2 separate regions of the Homo sapiens genome follow, and region 2 is linked to region 1. A link is an interaction called in ENCODE POLR2A ChIA-PET data of the cell type or tissue named here. Cell type or tissue: GM12878. All regions are shown on one strand.

The links. ChIA-PET counts read pairs that join two places held together with the same protein. Peaks named below come from ENCODE experiments on the same cell type or tissue, not always from the same donor. Only the 100,000 strongest peaks of a DNase experiment are listed, where the experiment ranks them.
Region 2: POLR2A ChIA-PET joins it to region 1 with 7 read pairs; 1 of 35 experiments calls an interaction of 5 or more read pairs at or near these places.

Annotation. Positions count from the first base shown.
Region 1 is chr4:141,306,553-141,314,552 of GRCh38, reverse strand. No RefSeq gene overlaps it. Among named protein-coding and RNA genes, the nearest start is that of LINC02432, 22 kb to the left of the region's middle. In GM12878, a CTCF peak has its summit at 7,198 (motif pointing left); DNase peaks (open chromatin) are centred at 4,512 and 7,102; H3K27ac peaks cover 922 bases.
Region 2 is chr4:140,976,540-140,984,539 of GRCh38, reverse strand. The region is part of intron 1 of RNF150 (ring finger protein 150); the gene reads left to right. Among named protein-coding and RNA genes, the nearest start is that of RNF150, 150 kb to the left of the region's middle. In GM12878, no CTCF peak of the experiment used is centred here; a DNase peak (open chromatin) is centred at 3,432.

The DNA.
Region 1 (8,000 bases):
AAAGAAAAGATTAAAATAAAAATATGTTCATCATAAAGTTTATCGCTAAGTCCCATTGCTGATGCTCAGTAAATCTCAGTTGAATTCGGGAGGTCTCACTCATTAATTCCTTCAGCAAATGTATTTGAGAAACTACTCATGTCAGACACTTTACTAAATCCTGAAACTATAGCAGTTACTCAAACAGATTAAGCAGCAGAAGAAATCACTGCCCTCAGAGCTCATGTTTAAGTTGAGGAGCACAAACAATTTTATATATAATATATAAATTATATATAATGTGTGTGTGCATGTGTGTGTGTATATATATGTGTGTGTGTGTGTATATATATGTATATATAAAAAATATAAAATATGTTAAATGGTGACCAGTGCTAAGAAGAACAATAAAGGAAGAAAGGGGAAGAGGAGTGAGAAGAGTGGGTGCAACTTTAGAGCGAGAAGCCCATATCTGAATAAGGGCATGAAGGGGGCAGGGATGAATGGAGAGGATACCTCAAGGAGAAGCATTCCAGGCAGAGGAAAGAGCAAGGATAGAGACCGGGGCAGAAGCTCACCTGGTGGGAATCTTCTAGTGGAAATGTGTGTTCCTATTCTATAAACAGCAGAGGCCAATGCAGCTACAGCAGAGCCAGGGAGGCATAGAATCAGTATATGATCTTAGAGAGTTGGGATGGAGGAAGTAGGAGAGAGAACAGTTCAGTCCCTGTGAACCACTGGAGGATTTTAGAAAAAAAGAGTAGGGACATTATGTGAATTACATTTAACAGGATCTTTCTGGCTGCAGCCGACTGTGAGAGGACCAAGGGTGAAAGCAAAAAGATCAACTGGGAGACTCCTGAAATAATCTTGACAATGCCTGAGGGTGGCTTAGACCAAAGTAGAAGCAGTGAAGATAACTGAAAGTTGTTGAATTGTGGACAGATTTCAAAGGTAAAATGGATAAGATTTGCTAACATGTTAAATGTAGTACGAGTGAAAGAGAGAATTCAAAGATGACTCTAAGATTTTTTTGCCTGAACAACTGGGAGAATGGAATTCCCAGGGAATGAGATGGAAAAAACTTGAGGTTTGGGGTAACATTGAGTTTAATTTTGGACATAATAAGTTTGAAATGTCTATTAGCCATCTGTGAAGAAATATCAAATACACCGCTATATATACAAACCTGTGATTCTGGGAATAGTTCCATCCTGAGGGTATACATTTGGGAGTCAGCTATATGGAGGTGGCATGAAATTCTTGAGATCAGAAGAGATTATCCAGGGAGTGAGCACAGATAGAGAAAGGAGAGGCCACAGGTCTATGTCCCACTTTTCCAGCAGAACACGGTGCAGTGTTAAACCATTGCCACACCTCGCCAATGAAACTAGACCACACTTACCCAACAGCCCAATTATTTGGAAAATTCTTGAAATACAGAAAGGAGTAGAGCAGCCCCAGGAGCTGTTAAGGTGTCTCAAAATTTATTCACTGTAACTCCCAGGAAAGTTCCATGGGACATCACCCAGGGCTGGCTGCAGCCTCTCAGAAGCACATGCAATGACAGCAGCTAAATGCGACTGACAAAAGTAAATCAGACACAGCTTAAATAACCGTGAAGCCTAAAGTTTGGACTCCCTGGTGCTTAGCCCATTTCTCTTTCTGATAAATAACTCTACCACCTAATTATTGAGGTAGCAAATAGTTGTAGCCCCATCTGGGCTAGCCTGAACTGTGGGTCTGTTAGTGCTCCTTAAAACTACTATTTTGTTCAGGGTGTATTTAGGAGGACTGAGCACTCAGTGGGGAAAGTTGCTAGAGGCAATACTCAGCTTCTCCTCAACTACCCAAACAAATCTGCGCCAGCACCAAGCTCACACACTGGTTCAGGACCACCAGCACTCTGCAGGAAACCCTCTTCCCCAAAGATGGTTCAGTGACCACTTAATGTTATTTCAGCATGACCCTTACATATGATGACCATGTGATTAAGTATCCAACCTGGGATACTTTCTAGTGTCAAAGGGGGTGCTATTACAACAGGTATCAACTGGGACTGTGTAGGCAGGAAAGGATTCGTAGTCCTAGCAATTCACACCCTCACTTACTCCACTCCCATTCCAGGAAGCTTATGAAGGAACTTCTTCCAAAAACATAAAATACTGCCTGAGATGACTTCTGGTAAAAACAACTTTGTCTGAGACCATTTTCAGAAATAGTTTAGCATGTCTTACAGATGTGAGGTCCTGTACAAGTTACTGACCACCCATTCTTTCATCTATCTCTGCCTATCTTTTATGGAGCACCTGTTCTGTCCCAGGAACAAGGGACACAGATTTATACAAGGGAATCAGTATTGGTTAAGTTCATATTTAAGTATGTTAACTCACTTAATTCTCACAAAACCAGTGAGAAGTTAACCCTGCTTGACCAGTGAATTCATGAATGCTCAGGGAGGTTATGGAACATGGCTAAAGTCACACAGCTAGCGGGTGGCAGCAGCAGGATTTTATTTCATCACTGGCTGCTAAGCTTGTTCCTCTTTCCTTGTACTACACTGAGGGGAAAGATGGTGAAAGACTCATGAAGGACATGAAAGGAGCTCATGAAAGATGATGAAAGACTCTTGAAAGACAGGAGTCCATGTCCCACAAGATGGCTCAGGCTTTGGCACAGTGTTTCTTGCCACTTTGGGAGGCTGAGGCAGAAAAACTGCTTGAGGCCAAGAGTTCGAGACCAGCCTGGGCAGCAAAGCAAGAACCATCTCTACAAAAAGGAAAATCTTACTTTAAAAAAATATGGTTGAGTCCACGTGAGAGACTACAGTACTTCCTCTTTCCTATTTCCATAACAAATCATTTCAACATACAATCAGATTAAGAAAACTGCTGTGAAAATTCACCATGTGACCCCTTCCCCACCACCCCACTAAAAATACAGGAAACCCTCCCAGTGCCTCCTAAATATTCATGGAGGAATCTTTCAGATGGCACCATAGGCAGTTTGATCTGCAAAGACAAAGTCACTAATATCACCTTTTAACAGCCAGTAGTTTCTTCCCTAATTAAGAATGTACTCTCCCCACCACCAGATTTCTTCTTAGTCTAAGGTTTCATCATCAGCCAGCATTTGCCAGTGCTGCCCTAAGGCGGCTGGCCATCAGAGCCACGTGGGAGCATCACTCCTCAGGCTTCACTGCCAGAAAGGCTGGCACCAGAGTTCTGGGATTGGACTAGGGAATCAGTATTTTTAACAGGTCCCCAAAGTGATTCTGATGCAGTCAGACCACAAATATTTGGCTTTTGGAAATTAATAAGTACCATTAGAGAGAAAGTTTGTATGAAAAAAAAAAATACATCACAAGTGCGGTTCTTGCTACTTCTGCCAAACTGCCATTTTCTCCAAGGTACTTCTTTCTGGTAATGGAGGAAGAGAGCTAAATCCAATTAAAACTCTCTGTGATGCTACTGAAGCTCAGTGTGATGGTTAATTTATGTATCAACTTGCCTGGGCTGAGGGATGTCCAGGTGGCTGGTAAGATATTATTTCCAGGTTTGTCCGTGAGAATGTTTCTAGAAGAGATTAGCATGTGAATCAGTAGACTGCATAGATTCCCTCACCAATGCAGGTGAGCATCATTCAATCTCTTGGGGGTCTGAATAAAAATGTGCTCTCTCTCTTTGAGCTGGGACATTCAGCTTCTTCTGCCCTCAGACATTGGCACTTCTGGCTCTCAGGCCTTTAGTCTCAGACTGAATTATACCACCAGCTTTCCTAGTTCTCTGGCTTACAGACAACAGATTGTGAACTTCTTGGCCCCTGTAATATCATAAGCAATTTATATAATAAATATCTATGTCAATACAGATATAGATAATTAGTTTTATTTCTCTAGAGAACCTTAACTAATACATCCATTGATATTAAAATCATTATCAACCTGATATATATTGGTAAATTAGAGTATGTCTCATCATATTATAGCATAATGATAAAGTCTTAATGCATATTCTACTTTTGCAATTTGGGGTCTAGCTAGCCTTCTCACAACTCGATGTAGGACATAGTTTAGATTCTTGTGTGTAGATAAGCCCTTGTCACCTTTTCAAAAAGTATTCTTTATAGCATTAAGTAACAGATGACCTAAATATTTTTAAAGTTTATAATTTACCTTTAAATCTGTAATTTGTACATTAAAAAGTTCAGGAATTATAAAGGCCCTGGAATTAATATAAAAACAAATATATTTTTAGTATAGGGAACAATCTCTTAGTTATGATTAAAGGCAACCTTATTTTTATCTCTCACCATTTGATTGCACCTTGAATTTATGTGGGCTCTTTAAAGATGTTAATGCCTAGACCCTACCCTCAATGGTTGTGATTTATTTGGACTGTAGCATAGCCCAGGCATTGGGATTTTTGAAAGTTTCCCAGGTGACATTAATACACAGCCAAGATTGAGAAGTGTGCTTCGCACACGATGGAGTGGGAGTACTCTGCAACTGAACCAAGGCTTGGGCAAGTCCCTAACTTCCCAGCAACTCTCAGAGGATGCAACCTTCTGCTCACCTGTGTAAAGCACAGTCTCAATGAGGAAGTTTGACAGTCCAGTCTCTTGGAGAAACCCAGCCTCTAGATTTCTCTATTTATTTTTGCTTTTAATGTCCTCTCCAGCTCACATGGCTCGGGTGGTGGAGGGGTGGCCAGTGAGCCCAGTCCTCCTGCTGTCTGCTCTCTCTGCTCATCTGCTCCCACAATACAGAATCAGTATTCTGCTTTGTGAAGGCTGGGCTGGGAGATAAAGAGGTGTGCATAAAGAGAAAGAGTTAGCAAAGTTACTTGGCTGGGAAGTTTCTTTGGGCTTTGGGGGCCTACCAGATGGTTAAAGCTGAAGTCGTGGCTGAGTAGACAGATGTTAAGCTATCCCTTTCCTACATGAGGCTCTTTCAAGGTCTCTTCAGAGATTTCCTTGTTGGGACTTCCTTCACCTGCAGTTTCCTTGGTTGCAACTCCTTTCCTGGCTACTTTGCATGTCCATACTAGCAGTCCCTACTGGCCTCTTTTTTCTGTGGCCTATTTTCCTCCCTGTTGGTCCCCAGGTAAAATCTCTTCCCCCGGCACACATCTGGTCCAGGGAAACACTGGCGCAGCCCTTAGACCATGCTCTCAGGGCTCTACCTCAGGAACACTTAGCCCTTTCATTGTTCTTCCCAGTTCCTGGCCCCAATCAGATTCAGTGCATTCTGTTAGATTTATCAGGCTTCCCAAAGTAGAGGGCACATTTCAGAGCCCTCCGGGACATCTACTTGAAGTCCCTTCACTTTCTCAGTTGGTGTGTTTAGAGCCAAAATGAAGCCAGTGGGCTGAGAGGTGAGGGTTGGGGCAGGAAGAACAAGGCAGCCTAGTTGGATATGATGTCTCAGGGGAAGAGGTCAGAGTGTAAAGGGGCCTAATAAGCCAAGGTACCTGCAGGGGTGCCCACTAGAAGGCTTTCTGCAGAATGCGATGTGATCTAATTATGATTCGAAGAATAGTGTGGACAGTAGGCAGACAAGAGCAGAATCAGATATGAGGCATCACAGATAAGACCTGCTCTCATGGCCCCTGCTGATGTGTAAGGCATTTCCCCCGAACCTCTTCTGCAGGTCAAGAAGACACTTTGCTCCTTCCTTTATCCTAACCCTCTGCCCAAACCTGAGAAAAATATGACAGAGGCCCATTGCAGTTTAGAAGGTCTTTATACTAACCCCAAGATTCTCATTTAGGAAAGAGTCCATAATGGTTTCACTGGAGTGAAGCAAAGGCAACTGTACAAATATAATCAGCCCACTGAAGGTTCTGGCCTACAACATAAGAGTTTCTTCTGTTTAGCACCATCAAACACTCTCGTGACTGCACATATCAATAACTTTAAGAAGTTACCTTCTCCCCACTTGGACACAGGGTGGGGAACATCACACACCAGGGCCTGTCGTGGGGTTGGGGGAGGGGGCAGGGATAGCATTAGGAGATATACCTAATGTAAATGACGAGTTAATGGGTGCAGCACACCAACATGGCGCATGTATACATATGTAACAAACCTGCACGTTGGCACATGTACTCTAGAACTTAAAGTATAGTAAAAATAAATAAATAGAAGTTACCTTCTCCCTTTTTGGAGGGCAATTTGACCACATCTATTAAAACTTTAAGTGCTCATAAAATTTGACCTTGCAATTTTACATCTGGCATCCATCCTACAGAAACACTGAAGTCTGTGCACAGAGTTACAAACACAAGAACATTCACTTTGCATTATTTGTAATAGTGAAAATTGAAAACCTTAATGTTTCATCAGTATAATGGTTAATTAATTCATGATAATCCATATTACAGATAGTTATGCAAAAGAAGACCAATTTGAACTCATGGAAACAGTGACACGATTTATGGTTAAGTGGGGGAAAAAACTAGTTTCAGGATAATATGTATGGCAAGATCCCACTCTTGGAGAGAAAAAAAGATATATGTGTACAGTGTATGCACCTGTGTCTGTAAAGGCCCACAACAAAGTCATCAAACTATTAACAGCAGTGGCCTTTGAGAAAGGGAGTGTGAGTGGAATGAAGAGGCCAAAGAGAGAATACAGATTGCTCAGCACTTCATAGTGTGATTTAATCTTTTGTAATAATAATGCATTTGTACATTTCCTATGTGACTTTTTTTAACTAGAAAAAATAAACAACAACAAAAAAAACAAGAAATACAGAAATGTGGTTGGCCTAAAAATCTTGGGTATTACTTCTTAATTTTAACAAAAATGTTCTTACAATCCTAGTCTGGTTGCTATTCCAGCCTTTCTAAATTCCTGACCTTCACTGCTCATCAAATTCTAATTAACCTTGTGGTTCCCCAGAGTCTTGCAGGTGTCCGGACCGGCTGGTGTCTCCTGGAGCAAACCAGCCCTCCTTCTTGTGGTAGGCAACTGCCTGGGTGCTAACTCCTCGGTGACAGCAGTGTAAATGATTCCATTGGTCTTCTAGGAGGCAGGAACTTCACAGACCTCAGTGCATAATAACAAATTCAATGCTTAACAGGACTTGTCATGCATGGAAGGAGCTGCGGTCGCCACCACAGTGGTCACAGGACCACAAGTGTGAAGTGAAGAGCTGGCTCTGACAGTGATTGCTCTCTCTAAACAGGTCAGGGTTTGTTCTGCCTCAGTACAAACAAACAGTGCCCTCTTCTGCCCAGCAGCAGAACTTCTCTTCAAAACCATCACCTTGTCAGAGTATCTGGAACTTTCACCCTGTTAGGTTGTTCACTGCAAAATGAGCCAAAGAAACTGGAAAATAACACTGATGAGGGAGAGGTCATCTGTCGGAAAGCTGTCACTCTGATTCTGCCCTAAATTCATGTCCCAATTTTACAAGCATTCTATTTTAACCGCAGAGAAGATGAAAAGATTTAAATAATAGAGTAAGTTACATCTATCAAACTGGCCAAAAAAAAAAAAAATTTAAGTGCTTAAACTTTGTATTGCTATGATAAAATATTATCCATGGTATGGAATATCAGTTCAAGCTTTCTGAGAAACAGTCTGGCAGCTGGTTACCATTTTAAAAATATCCTTTATTACATTTTAGTTCAATAATTATTTATTTGGGAATATTTCATGAAAAAAATAGACACAAAGACAATGAAGTAATTTACATAAAGATGCTTAGAGCCATGTCATATTTCATTATTATATACTGAAAAACTGGAAAAACTCAAGTACAAATGGCAAGCAGTAAATAAATTGTTATATGAAGTACAATATAGTATTACAATGCTTTACTATAAAGCCATTATGAATTGTAATTTCAGGCCAGGCATAGTGGCTCATGCCTGTAATCCCAGCACTTTGGGAAGCCGAGGCACGTGGGCTGCTTGAGCTCAGGAGTTTGAAACCAGCCTGAGCAACATGGCAAAACCTCGTCTCTACAAAAAATACAAAAATTGGCCACGTGTGGCGATGCACGCCTGTGGTCC
Region 2 (8,000 bases), 330 kb after region 1:
TATGTTTCAGACCTTTGTAGCTTTTTCAGAATACAAACTCAGTTGCCGAACCCTTCTTCCCATCCTAGACTTGAGATCTTCCTAAAATGCATTCAATTCTACCTGCCCTAAGAATACTGATAGAGAGAATAAAGACCAAGAAGATTTATAGACTCTGTTCACTTACATATTAGTCTAAAAACCTTTTCATACCAATGGTTATCAGAACTCATCCCAATAATTTATGTATCAAGCCAAAGGATATGTAGTGTTTTATTTGGAGCTTGAGCTCTGATCCTTAAGAGGCCCATTTTTTATCTGCCAAGGTATATCACCAAGTTCTATCCTGTTTTTGCTATTTCACTCCTCAAGATATTAATACAGGTTGAGTGTCCCTAATCTGAAAATCCAAAATGCAAAATGATTCAAAATTTAAAATTTTTGAACACGGACATAACACCGCAAGTGGAAAATTCTACATCTGACCTCATGTGACAGGTCACAGTCAAAATGCAGTCACACGGCTGGGCACGGGGCTGACACCTGTAATCTCAGCACTTTGGGATGCCAAAGTGAGCAGATCACTTGAGGCAAGGACCTCAGGACCAGCCTAGCCAATGTGGAGAAACCCTGCCTCTACTAAAAATACAAAAATTAGCTGGGCATGGTGGCACGTGCCTGTAGTCCCAGCTACTCGAGAGGCTGAGACACGAAAATCACTTGAACCTGGAAGGCAGAGGCTGCAGTGATACAAGATTGTGCCACTGCACTTCAGCCTGGTCAACAGAGTGAGAATCTGTCTCAAAAAAAAAAAAAAAAAAGGCAGTTATACAACATACAAAGTTATTCACCATCTCCAAAGGAAAAAAGACTTTCTTACCCCCTTTAGCTTCAATCTCTTTCCACGCATGCCTAGATTCCCCCCACAAGCATGCCCAGGAAAGGTAATAAAATGGCACAGGTGCAGGCCAGATTCACCAATGGCAGATTCCCTGAAGTGCCCTACATGAGGCAAGATCTACATGCATTATACACTGTATTATTTTTGCTTATTCTTTGCTCTATGGTATAAATATATTGTTGAAAGTATCAAAAAAGACATGCAGTTACCTCTGTGGGTAACAATGATAAGAAAAGGAAGACAAATTTATGCTTATCTATAGTACAGAAAGCCAAGCTGTTGGAGAAACTGGACAGCAGTGTAAGTATGAGATGTCTTATGGAAGAGTATAGTGTTAGAATGACCACCCCATGTGACCTGAAGAAACAGAAGGATAAATTCTTGAAGTTCTGTGTTGAAAGTGATGAGCAAAAGTTAATGAAAAATAGAAAAACACTGCATACAGCTAAAAATGAAGAGCTTCAGTATGTACTGAGTGGATCTGTCAGCTTCACACTGAACATTGGCCGCTTAATGGTGTGCTGATCATGAAACAAAGATCCATCACAATGAACTGAAAAAGGGAACTGTGACTATTCAACAGGCTGATTGCAGAAACTTAAGAAATAGCATTAATTTTTTAAAGATTTGTGGTCATAAAGTTTCTGCTGATCACAAAGCAGCAGAGGCATTCATTGATAAGTTTTACAAGGTCATCGCTGATGAAAATTCGATGCCAGAACAAGTCTATAATGCTTATGAAACATCGCAGTTTTAACCTTATTGCCCCAGAAACACACTGACTACAGCTGATGAGATAGCCTGTACAGAAACTAAGTATGCCAAGGACAGAATCACCGCTGGGATGTGCTAATGCAGCAGGCATGCATAGTTGTAAACTAAAGTGATAAGCAAAGGCATGTGTCTTTGATATTTCAAGGAGTGCTTCAAGGTCTTAATTTCTTATCAGTTCATTGTTATTTTAATAAAATGGCATGGATCACCAGGGACATGTTTTCTGACTGGTTTCACTGATTGTTCCAGTGACCCATGCTCACTACAGAGAAGCTGGACAGGATGAGGACCTGCAAGGTTTTGTTAGTCCCTAACAATCGTTCTGCTCATCCTCCTGCTGAAAAATTCTCACCAAAAAAAAAAAAAAAAAGTCTGTGCTACATACTTCATTAATTCAGCCATGACCAGTGCTAGATCAAAGAAGAATAAATATAAAAACACTTTCTTGAACAGCAGACTAGCAGCAGTGAACAGAGGTGTGGGTGTGGAAGGTTTTCAAGAGGAGGAAGGATGCCATATATGCAATTACCAATGCTTGGAACACAGTAACTACAGATACATTTGCGCATGCCTGGCTCAAGCTCTGGCCTAAAACTCTGTTCAGTGATGATGATGAATAAGGTGGTGACTTTGAAGGGTTTCATATGTCGTGAGAAAAAGATGATGTCTGACCTCCTTACACATGTGAAAAATATCTTCAGAGTCCATCAGTAAATTGGAAGAAGTGCATATCAAAGAAGATTTTGCCATTGGTGAGGCTCCTGCTGTATATTCGTTGACCAATGATGAAATAGCCAAAATGGTTCTGAATCAAGGTGATTGTAATAATAGTTATGGTGAAGATGACGTTAACACTACAGAAAAAGTGCCTATAGATAACATGGTGAAAAACATGTGATGGGCTTTTTGAAAGAGTAAGGACTAGAGCAGCATGCATTCATAACAAGATGAAATCATGTTTGTTTATGAAAATCAATGAGAGCATTCTAAGACAAAAAACATTGTTAATGAGGCTGATGACTCTGGAGGAAACATTTTAAAAAGACTTCGAGCAGAATGCTTCCTCAACCTTAGAAAACCTACTTCCTGGTTCCTCAACTACTTGTGATATTCTGTCTCACCTTAAAAAATCAAATACAATGCACTATAACCTTTTAAACAAAACACAGCATCACAGGTGGAGACCAAAGTCCTGCTTTTGTTTGTTGCTGCTATTTAACAGCTGATACAGGCACCTAGTGATGCTACTGTGCTGCTTAGTTACCCCAAACACATTATTTTTTCTCTGTATCGATGGTATGTCATGTTTTTTATTGTGAAGTACCTATGTGTGAATAAGTATTAAAAAATTATTGCTTTTTGGTAGCATATAAATTCGAAGTCAGGAATGATGGTGGTGCCAAACAACCACAGGTTGTCCAAGTGAGTGGCCTAGATAGTGACACCTTTGCTTTCTGATAGTTCAGTGTACACAAATTTTATTTCATGCCAAAAGTTACTAAAAGTATTATGTAAAATTACCTTCAGACTATTTGTATAAAGTGTATATGAAACATAAATGAATTTTGAGTTTATACTTGGGTTCTATCGCCAAGATGTCTCATTATGTATATGCAAATCTTTCAAAATCTGAAAAATTCCAAAATCTGAAACACTTCTGGTCCCAATCATGTCAAATAAGGATACTCAACCTGTAGTTGGTCTTTTAACTTGACCTTAATACTTGTTGAATTTATAGTATACGTCATCTTACTATAGGGAAAACTATATGGGGATTTCCAGCTTCTAGAAACCAAAATAGTAAACTTTAATTGGCCTTAAAAACAGGGATTTTCCAATCTGAGCCTTTAATAAAGGAATCTCTCACTTCTACTTTCAAAGACTGCTGAAGACAAGTTGTTGAATACTTACACGTAGAAATTATTAAGCAAGTAAAAGTAATGAGACAGTTGGTAATTATACAGTAAATTGGGAATTTCCAGATAACTTCTGCCAAACAAATAACCAAAAATTTTTGAGAAGAGGTATGTATTAGTCTGTTCTCATGCTCTATAACGAACTGCCTGAGACTGGTAATTTATAAAGGAAAGACATTTAATTGACTCAGTTCCATAGGGCTGGGGAGGCCTCAGGAAACTTACAATCATGCGGAAGGGGAAGCAAACACGTTCTTCACATGGCAGCAGGAAGGAGAAGAATGAGAGCTGAGCAAAGGGGGAAGCCCCTTTAAAAGCATCAGATCTCATAAGAACTTGCTATCACAAGAATAGTGTGGGGGAAACTGCCCACATGATTCAACTACCTCCCACCCAGCTCCTCCCACTACACATGGGGACTATGGGAACTATAATTCAAGATGAGATCTGGGGGCAGGGGGACACAGCCAAACCATATCAAGGTGCTTCATCTATATTTTCCCATTCCAATGGTACAGAATAGTGTATCATAAATATCTAGAAGTTCATTAGATCCATGATACTGTGATTGTTTTTTAATTGTAATTCTAGGTTCTTGCCATGTATTGTTAAAAATAGCCTAAAGGGGATCGGGCATGGTGGCTTATGCCTATAATCCCAGCACTTTGAGAGGCCAAGACAAGCAGATCACCCGAGGTCAGGAATTCGAGACCAGCATGGCCAACATAGTGAAACCCCATCTTCCCTAAAAATACAAAAATTAGCTGGGCATGGTGGCACAAGCCTGTAGTCCCAGCACCCCAGAAGGCTAAGACAGGAGAATCACTTGAACCCAGGAGGCAGAAGTTGCGGTGACCCAAGATCATGCCACTGCACTTCAGCCTGGGTGACAAAGCGAGACTCCGTCAAAAAAAAGAAAAAAAATGAAATAGCCTTAAGGGGATTCATTGTGATTTTTCCCAGTAGTTCAAAGCAAAATAAAACACAATTGCATGTTTTCTTTTATTATGTGAGTTTCAGACTAAAAATTACACAATTTTTATTTTTCACTACCTTAAGAGAGTAATATGAATTGAACCATTAATTGCTAACCCAGTTATTCATTTTTTACTTTGAAGATTGATTTTGCATTCATCAGCCTTCGAGTTTCCGTTCATTGACCAAAACAGGTGGAAAGTTTACCTTTTAACGTTGCAGAAATGGCAACTTGCCCAGTTTGGGCTTCATGGTCCCCAGCTGTTTTCAGAGGTCCCTACAATATCCAGGTGCTCTCAGTTGTCCATAAGCTCATCCTTGTCCCTGGACCCCAGTGGAAGCCAAGGTTAGTGTGCTCCTTCCCACTCTGCCTCCTTTGGTCTAAATGCAGGTTTCATACTATCTAGAATGCTCTAAGTATTTATTTGATAAATGTTGATGATGATAATAATAACTGTTAATACTTACTGAATGTAATGTGTGTTCTAGGTTCTTTGTGTGCATTCTTTCATTTAATCCTTACTCAGCCCTTTTGTTTTGGTACATTTCATATGAGAGTGTGAAAATAATGAACCTGAAGCTTCAAGGTTTAATAAGTCTTCCAAAGTCACCCAGCTAGAAGTTATGGTAAATGATTCTGCTATTTAATTTCATTTATGATATTATTATCAAGATTGAAATGCTGGGAAATTTTGGTCTCTCATAGTCTCCTATACTGTGATTCCACTAGTCTGCTCCTTAATGAGACTTACATGTACAGTTGAACCTTGAACAACAACGGTTTGGTCTGTTTACATGCAGATTTTTTCCAGTCAAATTCAGATTGAAAATAGAGTATTCCTGAGATGTGAAACCTGCATATACAGAGAGGCTACTTTTTGTATACACAGGTTCCTCAGGGCCAATTGCGGGCCTACTGAGTATGGGCAGATTTTGGTATATGTGGGGGTCCTGGAAGCAATTCCTTGCATACACCAAAGAACGACTATATATTGTTTTTTGTCCAGCAAAAATTAGAATTTAATATATTTTATATATAAGCAGAAAGTTATTTCAGCATTATTATTTGCTCTAATAGAAACTGACTTTAATGAAAATGGAATTATTGTAAAATCAATTTAGTATTCTATGATTTGTTTCATTTCAGCCTGGACTCTATCATATTATTTTTAGCCATTTGAAATGCTCACAGAACTAGCAGCAAGTTATTTTTTAAGACTGATTTACTGAATATTTTCTAAGAAAACCCTACAGGTGAATCTCTAAATACAATGCCTTATTCTATATTCATCACTCCCCATACAGTTATCACAAATTCATAAATAATTCTGTATTCATCACTCAATAATGTAATAAGTCAACCTTCAATAAATAATTCTGTATTCATCACTCAATAATGTAATAAGTCAACCTTCAATAATTCAATAATTCTTATTCTACATTTATCACTCACCCTACAGTTACCACAAATTCATAAATAATTCTATACACTTGTAGAATAGGAATGTCTACAAACTTTCAAAAAAGTATGAGTCATTGATCACCTCAAGTATAGCTGAGGAATTGACATCAGTGAGATAATTGTTACTAGAGCCATTCTAAGGAAAATAAAATTGGCTATTGTTAGCATCTCCTTTAAATATGTTTTTAAATTCTGTAACAGTTAGCTCTAACTGTAATGACAAATCTACACTGAGAGGATCTGTTGTGAAATTACAATGCACTTCAGGAACATCAGCATTTGACATATTTCAAGTTGGCAGCAGAGTCTTGGGGGAGCACAGATTAACCAGTGTTCATTCAGCAACTTATATGAGCCTTACATATTTTGAGCTTGCAGGTCTTCTGGAGAAATCAAGTCAGTTGGTTGGCTCTACAGGTTATCAATTTGGTTGCTGAATGATACATTTTCAAACTCCTAAATTAGTCCTATCAATTTAAGTTTTTATCTCTTGGGAACTATTTTTATTGTTCAGACTAAGATTGTCTTCCAGACAGCACACTCCCCATCTTCAACAAGTATGGTAATACCATGAGTTTCAGGAAAGATACATATTTCAGGATAGTACTAACTTCTCCCTAGTGTAGAAAAGCGGATAGAACACACTTTGGAGCCATATGGAATGACTGCTTATTCATGGTCTAGGATGACTTTGGAATCGTATGTGCAAGGCAGAGAGCAATAATTTAGTGTAATATGGATATTCTTTTCTGAAATGTATGAAAACGCTAATGGCGAATTCGAATGTGAATTCAAATAAGTTGATTGAAGTAAAATTAAATTATAGACCACCTAAGAAATTACATGGGAGTATATGAGAGGTTCAGTGACTCTGGTTGGGAATTCAGAAGACCTGGATTCATTTTTGTGTGTGTCACTACCTGGTTATATAATATGGACGTAAAGTGCAGAAAATTCAAACCAAACCACTTTAAGCAAAATAACTGCAAAACCCAAAGGTAGACTGACTTCAGATGTGGCTTGATCAAGGCTCAAATCATGTCATCAGGTTATTTATGGCTCTCCTCTTTCATTGCCAGCTCTCTTCTTGGAATTTTCGTCTCATGGATTGAAAGTGACTCTCACAACCACAGATGCTCCAGTTTAAGACCAAAAGAAGGCCTTTGCTTCGTTATAACTCAAATAAAATTCTTATGTGCCCTGCCCCTACCTGAGCAGTAGTGACTGTGACAGGTGAGGGAATCATACTGATTGGATTAGGTCATTATAGTAGAGGGAAATTGGACTGAATTGTAACAAGAGAAGGAGGCACAGATGCAGGCTGATTTGTGTATTTGGCAGTGGTAAGACAACAGTAATGGTACTAATAAAAGTTAACATCTACTTAGTGGGTTCTGTATGGAAAGCCCTGTGCCAAATAATCCATTGTGAATTATCTCATTTAATAATAGGACAGGATATTTGCCTCTTGTGGGTATTTTTTCTCAACGACTTCTGTGGTAACATCACTGATTTAGAATGTGGGTGGGAGGGGGTGTGGGAGGTTCCCGGAGAGACATAAAGGTATGAGGTCATCATTTGGACAAAGGGGGAGTGAGTCCAAAATAGAGGAAAGCAGGGTGATAGCAGGTGTTCAACTGAGGATAGTGATCATAAATTTCAAGTGAAAAAAAGGTGACTTGTGAGATTTCCCTCTTAGCAATGTTCACATGAAGAGGTGGAAGCATAGAAAAAGCAAATTTTGTAGGGCAGGTTCCATGGAGAAATAGAAGTGCAGGGGAGCTAAGGGTATTTTAAGAAGAGTTTATAATGGTGGATCATGGAATGTGGGCTGGTAGGGAGAGAAGGGAGGCCAGGAGAGGGTTGATGGATAGAAAGTAGAGGGGAGTAATAGGGTGGGCATGACTGAGCAAAGAGATCTGGAAGAAGAGGAAGTGGCACTGGAAAATGACGTCTTTGAAGTCAGCATTCCAGAGGTGGTGCACTTTCTAGT